2 separate regions of the Homo sapiens genome follow, and region 2 is linked to region 1. Evidence: read pairs that join two places in POLR2A ChIA-PET (ENCODE). Cell type or tissue: GM12878. All regions are shown on one strand.

Region 1 (2,500 bases):
GTAGCTGGGATTACAGGCACCCGCCACTACGTCCAGCTAATTTTTTGTATTTTTAGTAGAGATGGGGTTTCACTAAGTTGGCCAGGCTGGTCTCGAACTCCTGACTTCGTGATTCACCCACCTTGGCCTCCCAAAGTGCTGGGATTACAGACGTGAGCCACTGCACCCGGCCACCTCAGAGGAGTTCTATAAGAAGTTAATTATTGCATATAATTTAGAATAATGCATGGCACAGAATAAGGATTAAATGTTAATTCCATTGTTTTGATAACATTGGCCTTCTTTTGTTTTCATGGCCAGAACCTGTGTCTACAAAAAATAAGAAAAGTTAACCAGGCATGCTGGCACCAGGAGTCTCAGCCACTCAGGAGACTGAGGTGGGAGGATTTCTTGAACCCAGGAATTGGAGGCTGCAGTGAGCTATGATCACACACTGCATTCCAGCCTAGGCTGCACTCCAGCAAGACCCTGTCTCAAAAAAATAAAATAACAAAACAAAAAAACTTTTCCCACAACAGCGGGGACCAGTAGTACTATACTACATAGGGAAGGGAGACTAGTCAAGTAATCCTTCAGAATTTTTGTTTTGTTTGAAATCTCTTAGGGGATTTTTCTAGCCCTCTCTAGAGCTTGAAGGGACAAATTTTGATTTTAAAAAAAGAGAGAGGGAAAAAAACCCACATATTTCATCCCCTAATGAGCTCCCCCCTGCAGGGCACTCTATCTGGGTGGATATTTTTATCAGATGCCAGGTAATTCTCGTGCAGCCTGGCCTAGACCCACATTCAGAAAACAATGGCCCCAGGATAAGGGTCCAACCCTCAGGGCAGCGTTCAAAGCCCTCCTATACTCAGCCCCTCCCCACCTCTTTGGCCCCCTCTGCTGGCCCCCCTTGCCTAAAAACATCAGCCCCAGCAACACAACAACCTGCAATGTCTTTTTACCCCTCCCTCTACCTAGCTCATTTCACCTGGCTGACTCCTATTAATTCTTATTCAATGTTTTCCTCCATTTCAGCTCCAAGTTCGGTTACATACCACTCCTCTGGACCCTGCCAATGCCCCATGCATACCTCTGTCATTGCACTTATCTCACTGTGTTAGAATTATCTCTAGGTCTGTGTCCTTTAATAGACTGAGAACCTTGAGAATGGGAACCATATATTAATAGTATTAATCCATGCACCTCCAGTATGGTTGACAGGGTACAGAAAGAAGGAAGCTGGGGAGGGAGGAAAAAAGAGAGGGATGGTGTTAGTTTGGGTCTTCAGAGAAGCAGACCCAAAGATGAGATAAAACACGCAAGAGATTTATTTAAAAAAATGCCTGTGAGAGAAAATGTGGGAGGGAGATGGAAAAGACTGGAAGATCTATCAGACTTCGTTGCAGGTCTGACTTGTGAAGGAGAGAGAAAAGGAAGGAAGGAAGTTTGCATGGAAGCATCGTACACTGCAGTTCAGTCTCAGAAAGGTTTGGCGGCCAGGCGCGGTGGCTCACGCCTGTAATCCCAGCACTTTGGGAGGCTGAGGTGGGCAGATCACTTGAGGCCAGGAGTTCGAAACCAGCCTGGCTAACATGGTAAAACCCTGTCTCTACTAAAAATACAAAAATTAGCCAGGTGTGGTGGTACACGCCTGTAACTCCAGCTACTTGGGAGGCTGAGGCAGGAGAATTGCTTGAACCCAGGAGGCTCAGTGAAACCCAGGAGGTTGCAGTGAGCCAACATTGTGCCACTGCACTCCAGCCTGGGCGACAGCAAGACTCTGTCTCAAAAAACAACAACAACAACAACAACAACAACAAAAAGATTTGGCAGGGCCAGTGGGGAGTCCCTGGGCTAAAGTTGTTGGTCAAAGGAGTTTCCATGTCTCTCAAGAACAGGCCTGCCTCAGTATCCCTGCTGCACTCAATCATTGCCCGGGGGCAGGCTGTAGGAAGCATGGTCTCGGCACCAATGTGATGATGGATTTCAGAGGCTGAAGCTGGGGCCCAAGGTCAATGGCACTTCCAGTGGTTAGAGATTTGAGAGGTGAATTCTCATGGATGCTAAAAAAGGAGGAAAGGAAGGAAGGAGGGTGGGACTAATAAACCCACTTATGGAAAGTCTGACAGTTTGTATGGTAACATGCTCACAGGAAATCTGGCTGTTCGGACGCAGGGTAGGGAAATGCAAAAAGCACAGGAGTCGAGGGGCATCTTGAGTTTGTGACCTGGTTTCATCACTGACTAGCTGTGTGACCCGGGCAACGCCATCACTCTATGTGTCTGTTTCCTGATCTCTAAATTAAGAATATTAATACTTGCCCCATCTATCTCACAGGATTGATGTCCCAACTTGGGGGTCCTGACTTCATCTCATTCGCCACCATATGTAGGAATACAGCTTTGGGGACTCGCTAACATCACCCCATGGATAGCCAGGGTTGCCCCTTGGCTTGTTAGCGTTCTGGGTCTTTGTGGGGAAGTGTCCACACAGAGTGGGCTGGGCAAAGGAGGACACA
Region 2 (2,500 bases), 52 kb after region 1:
AGCCTTAGAGGGCATTAGGAGGCAGACAGGGGCCTAAGGCATGGCCTTAAATACAAGGAACAAATCCAAGACCAAGAGAGGGTCAAGAGTAGAACTGTAGCTAAGAACATGTAGAACTGTAGCTTCCAGTTAGGGAAACAAAAACCCCAAGGTCAAGACAATATAAGCAGCAAGGATGCCCTGTTTCCAGGTCCCAGCATATGGGGCTAGGGTTCCTGAGAGTCCAGCTAAGGCCAGAATTTGTCCTAGAGCTGAGAGAAGGCTGCACCAACAGATGGACATCAAGTGGTCCTAGCAGTAGGAGATGAAGTTTTTTGAGACCATGGTCAGGCAAGGCCTGGCTCTCTACTGTGATGTTTGCAGCCAGGTGGTCAGGGGTTCTTGCCAACCAACCCACTCATCCATCCCAATGCCTTCATGGCCTTACACATCCCCTCATCCTCTTGCCCCACTGACGGCCACCCTAGGCCTTTGGAGCCCTTGAAAAACAGTGATTATGATCCTGTCCACTGGCCTTGAAATTGGCTGACTTCTGGGATGGAAAATATGGCAGCCAACCATTCCTGTGACACCATCCAGAGCCTCCGCCCTCTGTAATTCACAGGGATAGAATCTGCAGGTCATTCGAAAGGGCCTCTGTTTTTTGTTTTATTTATTTATTTAGAGACAGAGTCTCACTGTGTCCTGAAGTGCAGTGGCGCGATCTCGGCTCACTGCAACCTCCGCCTCCCAGGTTCAAGCGATTCTCCTGCCTCAGCCTCCCGAGTAGCTGGGACCACAGGCGCCCGCCACCATGCCCAGCTAATTTTTATGTTTTTAGTAGAGATGGGGTTTCACCATGTTGGCCAGGCTGGGTCCTCTGTTTTTTAATATTTAAAATCATCTCTCCCCAAATTCCTAAGCTTACATGGCGTTAATGGCCCCTTCTCCCCCTTTCCCTTCAGATGGCACTGTACATATCTATTTTGGTCGGCTTCCTGTTAAAAGTGCTTCCTTTTCTCTTTCTACTTACTCATCTTTTCCCCTCTGCTTGTTTATTTGCTGGGGTTTTTAATTTTTTTTTTCCCTGAGTTTGACCTCAGCCTGCTGTCCCCATCCCCCATGCCCACACTCCTAACCCACAATAAGATTGGGATCTTTTCATTTATACTAAACACATCACCAGCTCTTTATTCTTCGTGGCCCTTTCCTACCCTTATTTCCTTTTCATTTTGTTTCGGTTTTAATCCTTCATTACCCAGCTTTTCCTGGCAAAGGTCCAAGACCAAACTGCATATTTTTCTAAGCTTTCTCTCTTTCAGTTCTTCTTTCCTTTCTCTCCTCCACCCCTGGCTTCCTGAAAGTCTGCCTCGGGATCCACATTATGTCTTTGTTTTTGCCAATAACAAATACTTCATTTACTGTTTTGAATAAACGCTGCTTTTCAGTTACTGGAGCGCTTGCTCCTTCTCTGAAAACACTGTATTGGAAGAATCAGATAAACCTCACTGATATTTTGATTGAAATATTTCTGCATTCTCTTCGCAGAATTCCAAGTATGTGGCAACACGCGTGTTTGGAGCCAGACTTCTGAGAAGATGCCCTCAATCACCCACAGCCTCTTTATGAGTTTTCCCCTCCAATGTGACTTCAGTTATTAAGATGTCCCAAGTGATTAGACTCACCAGCAGCCTCCTAAATACTCAGCCAAGGAAACCTGATATGGTGGGGAGAGGCTGTTCGGGGGAGATTACTTGGCAGTGGTAAAAGTCAGAAGCCTTATGTCTGCAGAACTTTGTTCACTTCTCAGAAGTCCTTTGACTGTGTGATATGAGGAAGTCACTCTAAATCTCATTGTCTCTTAACTGCAACACAGAGGCAACAATACCCCATTACAGGAACTCTGTGTGAAAAATATTACAAAATATTAACAAAATGCTTTGAATTCCTTGTATATTTCACCACGTTAGATCTAGCAAACTACCATCCCTCATCTGGGGCAGAGAATTGTTAAGTGTGGTTAGGCCAGCCAGAGGGCAGCCTCAGGCAAGTCCCTGTGAACTTACTAAGGCAGGGAGGGACAAGGGCAGGGGCAAGTTTGGGGTTGGTACAAACCCCTCCCTCTGGGCCTATTCCAGGAATCCAGGAATATTTCTCTAGCAACCTATTATTATTATTGTTGTTGTTGTTTTGAGATGGAGTCTCACTCTGTCACCCAGGCTGGAGTGCAGTGGCGCTATCTCGGCTCACCGCAGCCTCTGCCTCCCGAGTTCAAGCAATTCTCATGCCTCAGTCTCCCCAGTAGCTGGGATAACAGGAGCCCGCCACCATGCTCGGCTAATTTTTGTATTTTTTGTAGAGGTGGGGTTTCACCATGTTGGCCAGGCTGGTCTTGAACTCCTGACCTCAGGTGATCCACCTGCCTTGGCTTCTCAAAGTGCTGGGATTACAGGCGTGAGCCTCCGCGCCCAGCCAGCAACCCATTATTTTATACATCTGAGAGCTCATGATTTTCCACAAT

What was found. ChIA-PET counts read pairs that join two places held together with the same protein. Peaks named below come from ENCODE experiments on the same cell type or tissue, not always from the same donor. Only the 100,000 strongest peaks of a DNase experiment are listed, where the experiment ranks them.
Region 2: POLR2A ChIA-PET joins it to region 1 with 6 read pairs; 2 of 35 experiments call an interaction of 5 or more read pairs at or near these places.

Annotation. Positions count from the first base shown.
Region 1 is chrX:40,880,056-40,882,555 of GRCh38, forward strand. No RefSeq gene overlaps it. Among named protein-coding and RNA genes, the nearest start is that of MED14OS, 150 kb to the left of the region's middle. In GM12878, no CTCF peak of the experiment used is centred here; no DNase peak of the experiment used is centred here.
Region 2 is chrX:40,932,231-40,934,730 of GRCh38, forward strand. No RefSeq gene overlaps it. Among named protein-coding and RNA genes, the nearest start is that of USP9X, 150 kb to the right of the region's middle. In GM12878, a CTCF peak has its summit at 2,006; a DNase peak (open chromatin) is centred at 1,281; H3K4me3 peaks cover 768 bases; H3K27ac peaks cover 847 bases.